Regions from separate parts of the Homo sapiens genome. Here region 2 is linked to region 1. The links are chromatin loops, found by intact Hi-C in ENCODE. Cell type or tissue: endothelial cell of umbilical vein. All regions are shown on one strand. Links, peaks and the distances in the headings refer to the core of each region. The heading gives the core; the rest is flanking DNA.

Region 1 (10,270 bases), core at 3,110-8,109:
TCTCTTGTTTATCTGAAACTCAAATTTAAGTGGACATCCTATATTTGTATCTGCAAAATCTGGCAAATTAGCAAATTTAGCAAAACCCTACCCAGAGACCCCATATGCGACTCTAAATTATCCTCTGATAAAGGGGTGAGAAATAAGGGTCCCCCAAGCTAAAATGTACTTTTTTCAAATTGTCTAATGAGAGTCAAACTCTCCGGCCCTAACCCCAGTCCCCAAACATGCAATAAGAACGCATGACTAGTTTTTCTGTTAAGAGCAGCTGGCTATATCCCTGCCTCCAATTTTCACTTGCCCTAGGTTAATTGTCCACTTTTCTCACACAAAATGAACTCTTCCCAGGTGAACTCGGCCATCTGCAAGTTTTAGAGAAATGTGTAGAATGTCTCTACATGAGGCTAGGCATGGAGATAGTCACTTAGAGGTCTCCAAGAATGTTCTCTGATTGCTCCCCATGGAATCAGCAGAGTTCAGGAGGAAGAAGGAGGGAATTATCGTCCAGCCTTTCCCCTGTGACTTCTAAGTCCATCTCTTCAAGCCGCTGCAGCCTGCAATCCCCAGCCTGGCTCCAGTAGCTTTGTTGGTGGAAACATCATTTTGCTCACAAAGACAGACCGAGATTTTCATTTTATTAAAATAAAAGAAATTTAAGATAAGATTTTATGAATATTTAGAAAAGCAGCATGTTGCATGATATAAGACATATTTACATGCCACAGAAGGAGCACAAATATTGTACTTCCAGGATGCTTTGAAAGGTATTGGATTGTTCATTGTTTACTAGCCTCCAGGCATTATTACACAAGCTAGCTTGGGAAAAATGGTGACTGCTACAGAGGCTTGGAAAATGTATAGGACACTTTCAGATTTAAAGCTGCTCCTCCCAGTACTACTTGGCCCACACAGCACACAGAAAACAGACAGGCAAGGTGGTGGGCAGGTGGGTTTCACTGACACCTCCCGAAAGGGACATCATCTGAAAGTGACCGCAGGCCTTGGGGCTCTGGCTTTACAATTGTCAGCAGCTCATAGATTAAGCTTTAACAGAGGAATCCTGTCTGGTTATGGCTCTCCCAAGGCACCTAAGCTTGAAGTCTCTCACCATTTTATTCATTTAATCAACAAACATTTAATAAATTTCTATTGTGTGTCAGCGAAACTGAGAGAGCAGTGGAAAAAACTGATACAATCCCCAAACTTGTAGAGCTGAGGGACTAATGGGAGACACAGACAAGGAAATGAGCAATTACAATACATGATGTATAAGTGTAAGTGCTGGCCGGGTGCGGTGGCTCATGCCTATAATCCCAGCACTTTGGAAGGCCAAGGCAGGCGGATCACCTGAGGTAAGGAGTTCGAGACCACACTGGCCAACATGGTGAGAACCAGTCTCTACTAAAAATACAAAAATCATCCAGGCATGGTGGTGCACGCCTGTGATCCCAGCTACTTGGGAGGCTGAGGCAGGAGAGTCGCTTGAATCCGGGAGGTGGAGGTTGAGGTGAGCTGAGATCATACCACTGTACTCTAGCCTGGGCAGCAGAGTGAGACTCTGTCTTAAAAAAAAAAAAAAAAGTGTAAGTGCTATAGGAGCACAAGGAAGAACCCCTCACCCATTCCAAGAGCATCTGGGAAAGGACCCCTATGGAAACTGAGGTCTGAACTGAGGCCTAAACGATGAAAAGGAGTTAAGGGAAAAAAGCTGTTTTAAGCAGAGGGAACATGTCCCAGTGACCAGAAGGGAATTTGAGGAGTAGAGGAATGGAGGCATGGAGTTCGAGGGCTAACCATCATCATGCATAGCATTTAGCTAGGATGTCCTGTGGGCCAGTGCTTTGCTAAGCATTTAGCATACATTGTCTCATTGGAGCCTCACAGCATCCCTCAGATGAGGCACAGGGAGATTAAGAGCCTTACCAAAGTCAAACCTCTGGTAAGAGATGAAGACAGAATTGAACCCCAGCCATCTAGCTCCAGAGCCAACATTCTTAACCTCCACTCTATAAAGCGAAATCTATATCTCAAATGAATAAAACAAATGGTGGAACTTCAGCACAGGACTCTAGCCTTCACTCCTGGAGCCACCAACCCCAGCCATAGGTCCAAATCTATCCCAGCTTCTGGCCCTTTTCTGACCTCAGAACCTCTGTCCAGTCCCTGGTTTCTTGCCAATTACCCGTGCCCAGTCATGACTCTCCCTTTCTGCTAGATCCCTGGTCAGCATGTCAGGTTCCCAGAGCTGAGACTGACTCCCTAATTCTCATGAGAACTAAAGTCTTTCTTGCCTCTGAATCCCAGTTCCTAGTCCCCTCTTATCAGACCAACTGGTATCACACTATGCCTCCTTCTCTGGATTTCTTACTATTCTGGTTTCATTGACATCTGCAGATCACTTCCGTGTCTCTGTATTTCTGGCCGATCTCTAAGGTCTAGCCATCCTCAGTCTAGCCTGACCCGAATTGGGAGGAGAGAAGTGGAAAGAGACAGAGACTTGTGAAGGCAGGAAGGGCAACTGTATGAGAGGCTGAGCGAGTGGAGAGATTTGAGAATATGGGTAAGGCTGAGGCTGAGAGCCTAGAAGCAGAGCTGGCTTTATTCTTAGGTGGAGTATGTGACCCAGACCCTTCCAAAATACCCTATTCCAATAGCTACTTGGGGGAATGAAATCCCTTTAAGAGGATGTTTGCAAAGAACTGAGAATATAGAGCCCAGGTGAGGAGAAACACCTACTGTACTTAATGTTACAGTAGAGTACATGCCTTTCTAAATGTTCACTTTGGTTGAGGAGGACACTCAGTATCTGAAAGAAAAAGGGAGAGAACCTTGTAGTGAAGAATTGTAGCCAAAAGGGAGAGTTCAAGAATATTCACAGGCATAGATATCCCAACCAGGCAGAGATGACAACTTGACTCAGGTCCAGCCTTGCCTAGACATAGTGCCTTCATCATACTACAGATGTGGTTTCTTTTTGGATGTGGTTTCTGACTTTGTTTGAGCAGATGGCCCTGACAGAAAACTTAACATTATCTGCTGTTTATTATGCACTGCCCTGTAAGACCACCACATGTGTGATAGTCCCTACAATATAGGAAGGAGCCAATTGAAGAGTTCATATTTTGGGCAACTCTACTCCCTTTTTCCTACTCCAGAGTTTAGGGACAGCTGTTGAGCAAATGGAGGAGGCAGTTAGAACTAGCCCAGGGCTTCTCAAATTTTAGTGTACACATGATCACCTGCAGGTCTTGTTAAAATGCAGATTCTGACTCAGTAGGTTTGGGGTGGGATTCAGAGTTTGAATTTCTAAGAAGCTCCAAGGTAATGCTAATGCTATCAGTTGGGGGGACACACTTTAGATAGCAAGGCTATTTCTGCCATTCTGCATTCTAATACATTAACCTGCTTCCTCATAACCTGTGAAGTGCTGAACAAATATGAAGGAATCATATTGCACTTTTATTTGATGAACCTGCCAACCCTAAATAGAATGAACAAATAAGCCCCATGAAGGAGAGAGAAGAAGTGGTGGCTGCCCATTAACAACAACAACAACAGTAAAATTATACAGGCCAAGAGGGAGAGTTATATTTTCCCCAAGTTTCCTACAGCTGTTTATTGGTCATGGGGCGCATAAAACATCTTATGAATGTTTCACTGCCGAAGAAAAATTGCTTCAAGCTGAGCTAGGATAGGAGTTAGGTATTACCATGGATATGAATATATTTTCACAGTTCAGCTCAATTACCACATTGTTTATCATGTTGCTTTACAACATTGCAGACTATTAAAGCTACTTTTTCATTTTACAGTATAGGAAACTAAGGCTGGCCAGGCAGGTGATTTCAATTTGCTCAAAGTCACATGGCTAGTTAGTATCAGAACTGAACTAGAACCACCCAATGAGCACAGTGCTCTTTCTACTGCAAGGATTTGTTAAAATAGTGTCTGAACAGGGGAAAGATTTTAAGTTAATTGGTCACAAGTGGTCCCCATACCCTGCTGTGGGGAGCTTAGCGGAGGTTCCCTGAATAAAAACATAGTTTGGGACTGGAGAAGAAATTTTCCAGGCTCTCGGTCACTCAAACAAATAGACATCTTTTTGAGCATGGATTGCCCATTTGTTTATTCAACAAACACTTGTTGAGCCCTGTGCTGGCTGGGGATAGAAATTTTTTTAAAACCCACAGTCCCTGCCTTGACAGAGCTTAGAATCCACTGAGGAGAGACTGATGTATAAATACTAAGTTCAATAAACTCCCATAGCTATTGGGGGGGGGGGCACAAGAGATGGTTTCAGAAACGAAGTAATCAGCCAAAAAGGAAAGCAGGCCAGCTAATCACTGAGCATGATGTAAGGCAGAAACTTAAGTGCAGTATGGTCAGAGTTTAGTGTAAAGAGGGAGGGAGGGATCTTTGTAAGCTACAGAGTTCACGGAAGGCTTTTTGGAAAGGTTAAGTCTAGAAGTAAGCTTTGGAGTATGTGTAGGAATCATATAACCAGAGAGGATACTTCAGATGAGGAACAGCATGAGCAAAGGTAAAGATACAAGAAAGTATATTGTCTATTTGGGGATGGCCCTTCAGATATTAAGTTTAAAACTGTTCTTAAATCACCCTTCACCTTTTGCTTCTCTTTTGCCTTTCCTATAAGTACCTCTGGCCAGCAGGTTACATTTGAATTGTTTCTTTACTCTCCAACTTCACTCTTCATGCTCACTGTGCCTCTGGTAGTCTGCAAGGCCACCATGTACAGTTGTGCATGTTGTTCACTGCACAAAGGATACCCAGTCATGGAGGTGAATGGGGGCTGAAATCCATACTGCACTGTACTCACCAAGTAATGCTTTCCTTTCCTAGTTTGATACATGTGCTTGCTAGGCCATGCCCCCAACCCAAAAAGGAGCACTTTTTCCAGTTTACAGAAAGGTACCCTAGCAGTGGCTGAGGCACTAAATCATATGTAGATGAAAGGTAAATAAGTGAGGTAAATAAGATTTATCTCTGATTTGTTCCAGCTTCAAGTCTTTACAGCTGAAGCCACTAATGAAGCCACCACAGTTCCACCACAGTTTTTATGCTAATCATGACTAAAGTAGGAAAAGTAGCAAGAGCCCCAGGGACCCTTCAGGAAGCTTAGAAGTGTCACTTCCCTGGATCCTGCATGAGGTGACCCAGAGATGACCTATGCCTGATGTGGCTCCCTTGATTTCATTTCTCTCTAATCCTAAACTGGATGACTAAGTGGTACCATTTCCCCTGACTCAGTTATTCTTTCTCATAAGAAAACTACACTTCTGTATGACTCACAACCAAGCTTATTCCTTATTTCTTATCTCCCCTACCTGGCAGTACCACCAAAATCATCCTTAGAAATCAACTGGACACGCACTTGCCATACCCACCTACCATGGTTGGTAGTCTTGTGCCAAATCCTGACTCCCTTTTCCTTCCCACCTGTCCTGTGCCACCAAGAGCCACTCTTCCCCACAAGCTACCAATCGGAGCTTTCAGACCTCCAAGTTTCCCTGGCTTTATCAGGCTTAAAGGGCTAAGCCTCTATAATATAAAAACCCAATAGTACAGGGAGTCAAAGAACTCACCACTTGTCAAGTTTCTCTCCACTTGACAGTCCAGAGCACATAGGTGGCCTACTCAACTCATTCAGTCACTCATGGACTTGGGTTGATTCCTTCATGTTTCTCTGCCCTTCTGTAAGGCAACAGCCTTATCTGCCAGTTTCAAAGCTGAGTAATGTGTGCTATGGGCACATCCATATTTCTTCTGTTAGAGGAAAAAAGTAAAGAGAAGCACATGTGCAAAGTTTAAAGAGCTGGGCCTAGAAAAAGCACACATCACTCCTACTTACATTTCACTGGTCTCAGAGCCACACCAGACCACAAAGCGGGCTGGAAAATGTACGTAAGTACCTAGCTGGACATCCTCACCCTGGCTACAGGTCTATTATTAAGGAAGATGCCAAACTATCAGTAAAAAGCATCTATTTTGTCATAATTTTTTACCCATGATAGAAACTTCATGATCAAGTATAATAAAGTTCAACCAATTTAAATAGAATCAAACTTAATGTATTAATAAATGTGTTTAAAGCATAGCATATACTTTTCCCTTACGCACTGTTTCTCAAAGTGTGGTGCATGGACTCTGGGTGATCCAGGGCCACTGATCATTCCCAGAAACCTAGCCAGTGACAGAGGAAAAAGCAATAATATTATTTCTTTACATACCTTCCACATATTTGAGATGTAAGGCTAATTATGATTTTTTACAGCAATCACATTACATTCTTTTTGTCAAATTACATTCTTAACCATCCTTATGTATTTTTTTTTTGAGACATGATCTTGCTGTGTCACCCAAGCTGGAGTGCAGTGGTGCGATCCTGGCTCACTGCAACCTCCACCTCCCAGGCTCAAGCAATCCTCCCACCTCAGCCTCCCAAGTAGCTGGGACTACAGGCATTCACCACCACACCTGGATACCTTTGGTATTTTTTTGTGGAGACCAGGTTTAGCCATATTGCCCAGACTGGTCTTGAAGTCTTGAGCTCCAGTTAAGAGAATAAACTTCCGGCTGGGTGCGGTGGCTCACGCCTGTAATTCCAGCACTTTGGGAGGCCGAGGTGGGTGGATTGCCTGAGGTTAGGAGTTTGAGACCAGCCTGACCAACATGGTAAAACCCCATCTCTACTAAAAATACAAAAATTAGCCAAGCGTGGTGGCACATGCCTGTAATCCCATCTACTCAGGAGGCTGAGGCAAGAGAATCACTTGAACCCAGGAGGCAGATGTTGCAGTGAGCCGAGATCATGCTACTGCACTCCAGCCTGGGTAACAGAGAAAGACTCTGTCTCAAAAAAAAAAAAAAAAAAGAAAAAACTTTTGAGGAGGTCGAGGACCCCGAGAAATGAGGGGGTTTGCCTAATGTCAAGCACTGGGTGTGCAAACCTGCAGCTGCTGTGACAGTTTCTGGCAGTGAGTCTCTGACACGAACAGCTCCCTCTGTTCAGGGAGGACCCGGGCACCCTCACTTTGAGTCTTGGTCTTACTTTTCATCTAAAAGGGTGGAGCGGATCCCCAGCTTTTTCAGTTCTTCCACCAGGTCCCCATTCTGGTGCATCTGGGCTCCATTCCTTTGTTCTTCCCTCTAGCTGAGGAAAAATAACCACTAACCCTGAGGAGACAGCCTGTGAGGTTTAGCTCATAACTGACATGTGGGTCAAGTGAGGCAAACTGAATAGACTCCAACATCATAGCCTGGCATTGCTATTTACCCCCCTCTAGTAAAAACAAAATTCCATCTAGTTCATGACATCTGAAAGGAGGTATCTCACGCTGCCTGCTTGGAGGGCAATTCATTTGGAAATCTCTCTGGGAAAGCACAGAGCAGAGCTGATTTATGGCACCACCACAGGGTATCACTGCAAGCATCAGGACCAAGTGGAGGAAGTGCCACTGCCCAGCCCTGAGGCCAGCATTCCAGCCTGTGAACAAATCCTGTGGGTTGGAATGCTGCTGCTAACCCAATGAGATGGACTGCTGGCCCACGCGGCAGCCTCTGACAACACTTAACTGTGAGAGACCTGGGCTCTGGGGAGGCCTCTTCCTGCTGAGTCACGGCGATGTGACCACCAGGGTGGGAACCGAGCCCAGGAAAAGTTCTTTCTGGACTAGGTCGACCCTTGTGCAGATTACTGGTTCATGCTGAGTGCTTTTCCCTGAGACATCAGGGCCTCTGTCACCCTTTCCAGACCAGCCCCTCTGGCCACTGCCATGCCAGGATGTATCTTATGGCACTCTTGGGACTCTAGGGTGAAGAACCCACCAGATTTAGAAATTTTGATGACTCAGGTACATGGAAATGTGAAGGTCTCTCAAGCTATCAACAAAGCAAACAAATTTAAAAAAATGAACAAAATCTCTATCAGGGCCTGGCGCGGTGGCTCACGCCTGTAATCCCAGCACTTTGGGAGGCCGAGATGGGCGGATCACAAGGTCAGCAGATCGAGACCATCCCGGCTAACACGGTGAAACCCCATCTCTACTAAAAATACGAAAAAAAATTAGCCGGGCGTGGTGGCGGGCGCCTGTAGTCCCAGCTACTCAGGAGACTGAGGCAGGAGAATGGCGTGAACCCGGGAGGCGGAGCTTGCAGTGAGCCGAGACAGCGCCACTGCACTCCAGCCTGGGCGACAGAGCGAGACTCCGTCTCAAGGAAAAAAAAAAAAAAAAAAGTCAATGGGATTTTTGGGGCAGTAAAATTATGTTGATTTTTCCTCTTTTTATTTTGCTGTATTTTCCAAGTTTTATATTACTTTTATGTTGGAAAAATAAACTTTACTAAGGAAAAAAGGTTTGTCGAATATTAAAGTAACAATAAAAATAAGCCTGTGTGTGTGTGACAATATCATATAAGCAGTCGAAAATGCAAATATGAAGTAAGAAGATAAATGTCTGAAAATTTGATTTTATTAGACCTGCCATCCATTTGCCCCAGTCTCCAGCATGCTCTTTATAATAAAATGTATCAAATTGTAGCACGAAGTCATCAAAGCTTTTACATAACTTTCTTCCTGTGTTGGCAGTTTATTTAAAAAAAAAAAAAAACCCAGTTATCACAGTTTCTTCTTTGTCCATCGTTTTCCATAACGGAAGAAGCTATACATAATTTGGGGGAAGATATTGTCTTTGCAGACTGACATATTTGCAGAGGGGTCATGAATAATGATTCCAAAGCTCCTAGTTTAACTCCTGAATCAGGCAAAAAATAAATGGCAATATAAGAACAAATTTTGTTTACAGCAATATCATAATACAGCATTGAATTATTACAGTGCAGTGGTTGTAATTAAGCTCACAATAAAATCTTATTAGCCCAAACACCAGACAACCTAAAATCACCCGACTGCTCACGAACGGAAATGATCAGTGCAACGCAGTTGTCTCAGTAGTGAAAACCAAAATCGGTAAGGTTTTTCTGGCAGTGAGTCTCTGACACGAACGGCTCCCTCTGTTCAGGGAGGACCCGGGCGCCCTCACTTTGAGTCTTGGTCTTTCTTTTCATCTAAAAGGGCGGAGTGGATCCCCAGCTTTTTCAGTTCTTCCACCAGACCCCCATTCTGGTGCATCTGCAAAAGAATGTCACAGCCCCGCACAAACTCGCCGTTGAGGTACACTTGCGGGATGGTGGGCCAGTTGGAATAGTCTTTAATGCCTTGTCGCAGCTCGGGGTCGTCCAGCACTTCGTAGGCCGCATAGTCGCGGACGCCGTGCACCCACAGGATCTGCACCATGGCGTTGCTGAAGCCGCACTGGGGTTGCTCCGCCGTCCCCTTGAGGGAAGACAACCACTTTGTCCTTCACCAGTGCGTCCAGCCGCTCCCCTGAAACACCACCGCCCGCACCCGAGCCCGCCGCTCGGCCGAGGGACCCGCTCATCCCTGCATGCTCGCCGAAGCCCACGACGCCCCAGGTCTTTGGCTGGCCACCTAGAGCTCTCCTCGGCCCACGGCCGCTTTTACATAATTATTAATCAAAGTACAGTTAACCCTGTGATAAACCAATTGAATATTTTGAAAGCAAGCACGAAGTAATTCTTTGCTGTATGAAGTTGATGAATATTGTGACGAAGGCAGGGAAGATATAAAAGCTATGGGGGTTTCATTCAACGTTATTAGACCTCTTGGCAAAACAAGTACAAATCACTTCATTGCCAAGAAGCTTATAAAACCAGGCACAATATCAATGACAAAGTGACTTAGAGAAAGCAGAGTGAGTCATCAGCAGAATTTTTATAACAACGTCATAGGACATCCGTAATATCTATGGCACACAATATAAAAGGCAATTATTATCACATGTGGACACCAGCAGATATTCTACTTTAGAGACAGGTAAAAACACGGATATGCAGACTCTTGGCATAGGAGTGGTATGTACACACACAGACACACACACGCACACACACACAAACACACACGGGAGAAGTGCTCCACATTTTTGACACTGAAATCCCATGCTATAAGAGAAAAGAGGTTTTTTTTTTAAATTATGCTTGTTACCTTAGATACAGATTTTCATGCAGTTGTTGTAAGAAATACTGCAAAGAGAAACCATGTACCATTTTCCCGGTTTCCCCCAATGACAGTGTCTTGCAACACCATACAGTATCACAACCAGGATATTGGCATTGATACAGTCAAGATACAGAATGGTTCCATCACCACAAGGATCCCTCATGTTGCCCTTTT
Region 2 (10,270 bases), core at 2,831-7,830, 60 kb before region 1:
TCTCTGGCTGTGGTTTTCTTCAAAAAAAATAATAAATGAACACTTTCTTTCCTTCCTCTCTTCTTTTCTCCTTCCCTTCCTCCCTTCCTTTATCTAAGAAAAGACATCTGAAAGAAGATCATTTTCTTTCTTATTTGCTTCCGGGATCTTTTCCGGGTATTTGGCCCTGCCATTTGAGACTCGAAACTGTCATTCCTTTATTATTTCATTCAACAAATATCTAGTGAAAATCAACAATGAGCCTGACACATCACTAGGTATTAGAGATGATGTAGTAATTGAGAAAGACAAAGTCCTTGCCTTCGTGAAGCTTACATTCCAGTGGGAGAGACATAGAAATAACAAAGCAATTACAAAATATGAAAGGAAGTACAGAGTAAAATAAGAGCATATAAAAGGGGCACATAACCGAGATTTGAAAGTGAGGGTAGATAGTTGGGGCAATCAAGTTTTTCCAAAGAAAGTGCCACCCAAAATGAATCCTGAACAATGAAGCAAAGCTGAGGGAACAACAGAAAGAACAGTACTTCTAAAGAATTCAAGTAATTTTAGTATAGCTGGAGTATACCATTTGGTGGCAGGGATGGGAAGTAGAACAGACAATGAGGAGGGAAAGGCAAGTGGCAATACTGAAAAGATGTGCACTGTTTTCTCAATACCTCCTGTTTCCGTGTGAGTATTATGGAAAAACACAAATCGGGGTGATCACTTGGTTCACAAAGATACCCCAGTAGCCCTGTCTGTGCTGCCTCTCCTCTCCCTTCTTTTGGTGAACTGCTGTTCCTCCTCTCCAGCCCTAAGCATGTGGTCAAAATCACAGCTACCATCCTTTTCACATGAGTTTACATCCATGGCCATAGTAATTGGCTGAGAAGTGAACACTTGCTCCAAAACTGGCCATGGATAGGACCCCACCCGCCTGGCCATAGTGATTACTCTGGCGCTAGTCACATGACTCAAGACAAACCAATCAGAGCTCTTCCCCAGGTTTTCTTGGACTGGAGCTGGCAAGGAAGAACCCCTTCTTCTCTGGTCAAAGTGCCTTGAGGATGTGAGCTCGGAGCTAGCAGCAGCCATGTCTAGCACCATACGGAGAATCCTGCCTTCAACAGAAGAGAATGAAGCCAACACAGAGGGAAAAGCAAAGACAAGAAGAGAAGGTCCCGACAGTTTTTGAGCCTCTAGTTTTAGTCCCTAAGGCCAACACCAAGGTTGCAGAGGTTACCTTGTACTTCCTAAGGCCCAGCTGTTCTGTGCTTTCTCCAAACCTGTGAGCTCAAGTACCCTTTCTATAAAGTGTCCAACTGGGTCTCTGTCAAATGCTTGTATGCACTCTACTTGGCATGTTCCTCTGAACTGCTATTCTCAAAATGGGTATGTAACAGCTGTAAATTATGTAGCTTATTTTTACCTTGCTCAAGGCTGTTTTTCCATTGCTTTGCCTCATTTCCTTACATCTTTACTCATTTTCTCTCTTCTGAAGATTCTGAAAACAGTAACCAAAACAGAATCAGGCTCACACAGGGCTGGAAAGGCCTCCTCACATCTGCCTTGTTTACTTATTGTCCTGATAGAAACCATTGCTCCATGGGGCCAATTAGCTATTTAAAGGTGAAGGAAAAAATGACTAAAGTGGACCTTTTCAGAGAAACTCTCCACACACTTATAGCCCCTGGCTTAAATCGCCTTAGCAAGTTTTGGAAAAAGGGAGGTCACAAAGTTAAGGACAAAACAGTGATGTCCAATCGAATCCACTGTTGACTTTTACTCAACATGGCAAAAACAGAATTTACTGTCTCTCCCCTAAATTAACTCTCTGTCCAGGAGACCTTATTTTTTACCTTATCATTCTCCTAGTCATCTAGACCTTGACATTGTGTGATTTATCTTTTATTTTCCTCTCTCTAACTGTAGCCAGTAAGATACTGACTCTTCCAAATTATTTTCTTTGAGATATGTTTCATATCTAATCTTTCCTCTCCATTCTCACTGCCTGAACCTATATTCTGAATCCATCACTTCCTCTATAACCAATCTCTCCTTTTTTATTTTAAAATATTTAATTAACAAAAATGATATATATTCAAGATGTGCAATGTGATGATTTGATATACATTTATATTGTATAATGATGATCACATTCAAATTAACACATCCATCACCCACACTATACATTAGATTCCCAGAACTTATTCATCTTATAACTGTAAGTTTGTACTTTTTTATCAGCATCTCTCCATCTCCCCCACCATCCGGCCCCTGACAACCACCATTCTACTTTCTGTTTCTATGAATTTGACTCTTTTAGATTCCAGATATAAGTGAAATCGTATATTATTTGTCTTTCTGTGACTGGCTTATTTCACTTAGCATAATGTCTTCCAGTTCATCCATATTGTCACAAATGACAACATTTCCTTCTTTTTATGCCTGAATAGTATTCCATTTTGTGTGTGTGTGTGTGTGTGTGTGTGTGTGTACACACACATTTTATGTATTCATTCATTGTCTTTATCCATTCATTTATCAATGGACATTTAGGTTGATCCTATATCTTGACTATTGTGACTAATGCTGCAGTGAACATGGGGGTGCAGATATCTTTATGACATACTGATTTTATTTTTAGGGGACACATACTCAGAAGTAGAATTGCTGGATCACATGGTAGTTCTGTTTTTAATGTTTTGAGGAACCTCTATACTGCTTTTCATAATGGCTGTATTAATTTCTATTCCTACCAACAGTGTGCAAGCATTCCCTTTTCTCCACATCCTTGCCAACGCTATTATCTCTTGTCTTTTTGATAATAGCCATCGTAACAGGTGTGAGGTAATATTGCAGTTTCAATTTGCATTTTCCTGATGATTAGTGATGTTGTGCACCTTTTCATATGCCTGTTTGCTATTTATGTGCATGACCAATATTTTATATATTTGTCTGATGTTACTTCCTCACATCCACATCCCCAGCCCAGTGAAGGACCAAGGATAGGCTCCTGACCCAAGGGCCACCAATCTACATTCTGGCCAGTGATCTAAAACAGAACCAGGTATAAAAATATAAACTAGGGCAATCAGATTCTCTCTCAGGAATTTGCCCTAAAAATATGAGGTGGGGGGGAAGAGAAAGAAAGAGAGAGAGAAAGAAACAGGGAGGAAGGGAGAGAGAGAAAGGGAGAGAAATGAAAGAAGTAGGAGCTGAAGCTGAAAGAATACCTAGAGAGGAATATGAAAAAGTCAGAAATATAAGGGAAAAGATAGAAACCTGAAGGCTTGATAGGCCATGCAAACCAAAATTATAAGGGAGCAGGAACAACAAATTAAATAGGAATTAGGAACTATCCAAAAGCTAACCTGGGCAGAGGAAAACACTTAAGGCAGTCAGTAGTGAGGGGGAAGTAGAGCTGAGCCATTTTAATGACAGAACTCTAGGGTGAAAAGTCTTAGAACCCTGCTGAGGTCCCTGAAGCTGCCATGAAGCCAAGTACAATTCCCATGAGGTCCCTCTGCACTCTGGTTTCTGACTTTGCTTCCCCTGAAACCTTTCTTTCTTACTGCTCTTTAACAATACCCCACCACCCCTTTACTTGAGATGACTCGAAAGTGTCTCTATCACTTGCAAACAAAAGAGCCTAATAAAAACAGTTCAAATCAAATATCTGGCTTCTGAGATGTTCATTACCTGGCCTCACCATGCCTTTACAGTCTTCCAGTCCCACAACCCCTCAATGAGAATATCCCACTTCAGAATATCGACTTTGCTAAACCATCACTGCCTATTCTCTGTGTATATATACGGCAGTCAGTTTCTGTCTCCATACCTTTGCTGGCACTTCTGCCACATATCCCCTTACTTGTCTTCACCCCACCAAGTTCTAGTCACCCTTTAAGCCCTGCATCCTCTTGGAAGACTTTCCTAGCTTTGCCATCCTGACATTGCTTCTCCCTGCTCTTCCCCTCGAATCCCTATAGACTAAATTACACAATCTAGCATCTCATTCTGTGCAATCTGCCATCTCATTCTACGCTGTCTTGTTTTTCTCTATTTATGCCAGGTTTTCTATCTCCTCAACTGGTTCTTGAACTCATGAAGAGCAGGAATATATTTCATATTGTTTTCAAGTGCCCCACTGTATCATTATTATTATTCATATTATTATTAACAAATGTTATCAAATATTTGTTGTTTGAGTGGTATCAACATGGAGCACAAACAATCCAACAGGCATATCATAGAACCTCATTACTGCAAAACAATCATTAATGAGAAAACTACACTAATAGGGCCCATGCTGAGTGTGGTCATTGAGGTGCTATCCTAAGAGAAGGGCTGAGCTCAAGGGAAGGCTCCCCTCAGACCCATGGGCCCTGTGAAAGAACCACTTTTTATTTCCTCCAGCAGGGGAGAGAGAAAAGGAAAGGCCTGAGACCTGGGAATGTCAACTAACTGCTTGATATCATGAGAGAACTTACAGCCTACTCTAGGAAAAGCATACAATCCTGACCTCAGCCTTCTTTGGAAACAAGTACCTCAAGGCATAAGCCAGGGAAATGTCAATCTTTCTCCCTTCATCCTGGCAGCTTAGGTTCTGGTTGCCCCTCCTGGGGGAAATGCTCTGGCCCCTCCTCTGAGAACAGCTCTCTTTCTAGGCCAAACCCAAGTCACCTTTGAGAAAAGCCACCATTCAATGTGGGACTTTTAAATATCAAGAGATGCCAAACAGTGCAGAAATCAAGAACTTTCCCTTAGTCAGAGCACTTCCATGCAAGAGGAAAATATGGCTCTACCCAGTGTCATTTCCAAAATTGATAAGGGACCCATACATACATCAGCAGTGCTATTTTGACACTCCATTATGAGTCATAAAATTTCTATTCAACACCCACTTCCTGAGCCCAGGGTATTATTTATTCCAAGGAATTGGTAAGAGGTCTCAACTAAGTGCAGGATAATCTGCTTCTGAAAATCACAGTTAAGAAAAGGGCAAGTTTCTTGTCATCCTCAGAAACTAATATGCAAAAAATAAATCTGACTAAGAACATGTGGGTGGGAAGGTACACGGGAAAGAGGATTTAAGAAAAACTTCACCCATCTTACCCACTCAAAAGCTATTGCTATGCTGCGCCTTTCTTTCTTGGTTTCCTGTTTTTGCTTACAGCAGATAAAACTTGATGGCAATGATCTTAATCTTCTCTGTCAGCCTTCCAAGCTCATTATGGGGAGGGGAAGGGCAGAGATTGTTCCTGTCTTCAGGCGGGAAACCAAAGTTCAAGAAAATGGACTCCAGCAGCAGATGGAAAATGCAGATAGTTCCCAGAGGCTGCTGTGCATACATCTGGAATACCTCCAGATCTGAGACAGAGAAGGAATGCTAATAAGAAATCTAGTTGAAATGAGAACACATGGACACAGGGAGGGAAACAACACACAATGGGGCCTGTCGCGGGAGAGCAGGGTGAGGAGAGCATCAGGAAAAATAGCTAATACATATGGGGCTTAATACCTAGGTGACAGGTTGATAGGTGCAGCAAACCACCAGGGCACATATACACCTATGTAACAAACCTGCACATCCTGCACATGTACCCTGGCACTTAAAATAAAATCAAAAACAAAAAAGATATGTAACTAACCTGCACATTGTGCACATGTACCCTAAAACTTAAAGTATAATAATAATAAAATAAAATTTTTTTAAAAAAGAAATCTAATTGAATATCCGAGAGTGTTCCCTGACCTCATGAATCTGTAGGTGAAAGATGCCAACAAACTTAAAGGGGATTTTTCATTTACTTGGCTGGCCAAGGGTTTGAAATTCTAATATTAAGAATTCAGTCATTTCATTTATCCTTTCCTATATTTGTTTCTTTTTCTCTGGAGTCTTCTTAAAAGGGCAACTACTCATAGGAGGGATTATACACACTCACTAACATTTTAGTGTGATTTAATCTGTCCAATTTTTTCACTGGGTGTATATGAAGAAGAAAGGAAGAGAGAATGTATGCAAAAAAGTCATGCTTTCCTGCATCCTAAAAATGGATTCACAATCATCTCTGCCAACTCATGAACATCAGAATGGGTGTCAGAGGCTATAAAAACCTCCATTTCAGACAATGTCTTCTTTTGGTCAAGGGGCCTGAAAGCTATTGAGTCCTTATGTGTTTGGGGGACAGTTCATTTAAAAAAGTCTAATTAAGAAGTCCTCACAGTGCCACCTCCTCCCCATCCAAAACCTACCACTACACCCCTTAGCAAAGATTATCTGAGCCTCCATGGCTTTACTTGTATTCCCTCAGCCTAGAATGCTAAGTCCCTACTCATTGCCTCAGTAGTAGCTGCTCCTTTTGCCTAGAAAGCTATTCCTCCTGATCTTCACATAAATTACACACTCCTGTCTCAGACAGGCCTTTCTTATCTAACGCATGTCTGCTCTAGCACATTGACAATGTATTTTCTTTATAACCCTTGTCAGCACCTGGTTTCATCTCATCATATTTGTCTCTTACTTGTTTAATGTTTTTGCCCCTCCATACCACCAACTAGAATTTCATGAGGGCAAGAATTGTATCTATTTCATTCACAGATGAGTCTAGAAAAGTGCCTAATCCGTAAGAAACCATACATATTTGTTGAATAAATGACTGGATAGATGAATGACTGAGTCCCTACACTCCACCCCAACCATAACTGAATGCCGCATTATTATATTTTTTAAAATATTGCTCAAGAGGGCCATTCCCAGCAAGACTCACCACTAACCCATTCATTCATAGTAGAAGGAGCAAGCACCCTGGTGATTCTTCATACCAAGCTCCCCTGTTCTAAGTACTGTCTGCCTGGGTATGACTTCCAAGGGAGCAGAGCTAGAGTAAATTCTACTTACTTTCAACAGCCCCAACTGCAGTATCTAACAGAAAGAGGAAATACTACATCATAGTAGCTCACGGAAAGAGAAAATCCTACCTCATAGTACTGGTACTGACCCAATAATGCAACCATAGTGGTGTGGTGTTTTATCACAGCGCTGGTTTTGGCCTCACTGAAATTGGCCACATATGACATTCTTTCAATATGTGGTTTTATGAAATCTCCTAGTACTAAGGACATAGGCAGGAAGATCCAGGGCAGAAAGCCAGGATCCAGAGAGCCAGCAATATGTTAAAGTAAGGGCTTAGACTAGGCAATAGGTTAGTACCTAGGCAAGGAGGTTGCCAGGGATCAAGAGGCACATGTGAACTCAAGGTCAAGGCAAGAAGGTGAAAAGCTGTAGGCTTTCAGTCTTCACAGCCCAAATCCATCTGGTACTCTAAGATACTCTAAGGTACACTAAGGATTCCCTAACAAAGGGTAGGGAAAGGCCTCTGGTCAAGACATATATATATATGTGTGTGTGTGTGTGTGTGTGTATATATGTGTGTGTGTGTGTGTATGTGTGTGTATATATATGTATATATACATATATATACACACACATACACACACACACACACATACACACACACACACACACACACACACACATACAGAATCCTGAAGACCTGCAGAAACCAAATAGGACAAAGTGAGAAAAAGAAAAAAACTAGAAGTGCTAGGCTCATAGAGACCCAGATTTAGAAGCCAATTCCTGTCCTGATCAGGAAGTTTCTTAGATGTTTCTTGTGATGAAAGAACCCTGTATGAGAAAGCAAGGAAGTGAATCAGCCAAACTTGATTAGGAAGGATAAGGAACAGGGTGAACAATAAGAATAAGGGCAAATTCTATAAATAGTTTTGTTGGAAATAGGTAAGCTCTGACTCTAGAGAAGCAGGGGTGTGAGGGGGAGGTTGTCAGAAGTCTTCAGCATGTAGAAACCAAAGTTACTATCAGTCAACACGTGACTAGGTATCAAAGAAGGAATGGCATTGTAGGAAACTGGCTCTGCCATGGAATCCTGATGACCTTACCACACATCCACATAGAGCATGCAGGCAAAGGCTGAACCACAGACTGAGTCTTGGTGGAACGCATTGTGCTATTTCTGGAACATTAGAGGACTAGAAGCCTATAAGGAGCTGCTACGAGGAAGTCTCTCACTCACTTCCCTCCCTCTCCTGGAGGGGCTGCAATGAGATCGTTTCTCATCACCTGCCTGATTCTGATGAGGTATGGGGTTTTCTGCTATGCCCCCCTTAGAACATAAAACTGCTTTTATGTATAATACATAAATGTACATTTAAATTTATAAAATATAAATTTTATATAAATATAAAATACAAATAAAAGTTATAAATATAAATTTATATTATTACGTATTATGGTGAATACAAAGCTACAGAACATAAAACTGCTTGGAGGCACCCTGGAATAGGCTCCTCAGCAATGGGGTATCCCACAGTGTGCAATGCAGTCATCCAGCCTCTTTTCTTTCCATGTCATCCTTTGTAGCGTATGGGACAAGGATCACAGGGATCTGGCACTTTAAGGCTTATTCTGCTTTCAGCTGTCTATGTAAATAATAAACTGTCTAAATCTAAAAGTGGTTCATTGTATCTTTACTGGTCAGATCAGTCAAGCCTTCGCCTTGACCTTGTATTATATGTGTGAGATTGACAGGCTTTGGACAAAAAGAGAGACAACCTTTTCATTTGTAACATGATGTTTACTGTGAAGGAATTTCCTGCTGAGAAGTTTGGGCTAAAATATTCAGACATGAGTTAATCCCCCCTGAAGAAATCCTGACACAGTCCAAACCCACTACTGAAACCAAACTTAGCTCCATGCTGACACACATCTACTTTGAAGCTATTGGCCATTTGCTACAGGGGGACAGGGTATCCCAGCAATGCAGTCTCACAGGGCCCACAGCCATTGTCTCTATAGAATCACAAAAAGTCATGTCCAGCTCTCACTTCAGGCAAGTCTCCACTTTACTCGTCTCAACCCAAGGCCAACTTGCAAAGATTTATAGAAAAGATCCACTGTGTTCTCTACTACTTCAATCTTTGATCTACTGGACATTCTTACTTAAGTTTCATGATTCTCACACTGTATTGATGGCCAGCAAGATCCTTCTGTGTCCCTACAAAGGCAGGGAGCCCAGTACTGAACACACACAGAGTGGTTGGCATGTATAGCACAGTCCTGGACCTCAGGAATTTATATTCCAAGGAGAATGTCAAACTGAAACACAAAAACAAACATTTAACTATACAATATATGGTGCTATGTAATAAAAAAAAAAGTGCAAACCAGGGGTTATAGAAGTGAAGAAGAGAAGGGAGTATTTGCTTCCAACTATGGGGATTAAGGATGACATCATAGTGGATATGTCATTTGAACTGGACCTAGAAAAAGTAGATAAAATGTCAATAATCAGAGAAGAGAGGATAATTGAGCAAACAGAAACAAGCAGAAAACATAAAAAGACCCTAGAATAAAAATAATTCTAGGAACAATGGAGATTTTTTTAAATTCTAATTATTTTCTTCAGACTAGTTTGAAATGATCTTTGCATCTATGAAATATTGACAAGATAGGCTGGGCACAGTGGCTCACGCCTGTAATCCCAGCACTTTGAGAGGCCAAGGCGGGTGGATGGCCTGAGGTCCGGAGTTCGAGACCAGCCTGGCCAACATAGTGAAACCCCATCTCTACTAAAAATACAAAAAATTAGCTGGGCGTGGTGGCAGGTGTCTGTAATCCCAACTACTCAGGAGGCTGAGGCAGAAGAATTGCTTGAACCTGGGAGGTGGAGGTTGCAGTGAGCCAAGATCTCACCATTGCACTCCAGCCAGGACAACAAAAGCGAAACTCTGCCTCAAAAAAAAAATGAAATAAAATATGGACAAGATATTACAAGCAAAAAAACAGAGAACAAGAAGAACCTTTGGAATTTAAAATATAATTGCCAAAACAAGAGGGAATGGATAGTGAGTAAATGGTAAATGTAAATGAATATAAGGATAACCTAGTCATTCAAAATATTGAACAGTTAAAGGGAGGAGAGTGAGATGAGAGCAGGCCGGCAACAAGTAGAATAGTAATAACAACAAAATTAACAGCAGCAGCTATAGATTACTTTGCTCCTACAAAGTGCTAGTTGCCTTACATATAGTACTTCATTTACTAATCACAAAACACAGCAAGGTAGGTATTGCTAGTAATCAATTGTACCAAATGGTGACTATAATAAATAATAACACATCGTATACTTCAAAATTTCTAAAAGAATAGGTTTGAAATGTTTTCACCACAAAAAAAGTATATGAGGTGACTGATTTGTTAATA

What was found. Peaks named below come from ENCODE experiments on the same cell type or tissue, not always from the same donor. Only the 100,000 strongest peaks of a DNase experiment are listed, where the experiment ranks them.
Region 2: a loop joins it to region 1, with 9 times the contacts of the local background. A loop is called at or near these places in 1 of 110 quality-filtered maps.

The regions. Positions count from the first base shown.
Region 1 is chrX:120,732,182-120,742,451 of GRCh38, reverse strand. It overlaps the pseudogene GLRX5P1. Among named protein-coding and RNA genes, the nearest start is that of C1GALT1C1, 110 kb to the right of the region's middle. RefSeq lists an enhancer at 4,766-5,965. In endothelial cell of umbilical vein, for the core only: no CTCF peak of the experiment used is centred there; DNase peaks (open chromatin) are centred at 5,221 and 7,541; H3K27ac peaks cover 3,559 bases.
Region 2 is chrX:120,792,317-120,802,586 of GRCh38, reverse strand. No RefSeq gene overlaps it. Among named protein-coding and RNA genes, the nearest start is that of CT47B1, 78 kb to the left of the region's middle. In endothelial cell of umbilical vein, for the core only: no CTCF peak of the experiment used is centred there; DNase peaks (open chromatin) are centred at 4,886 and 5,236; H3K27ac peaks cover 3,882 bases.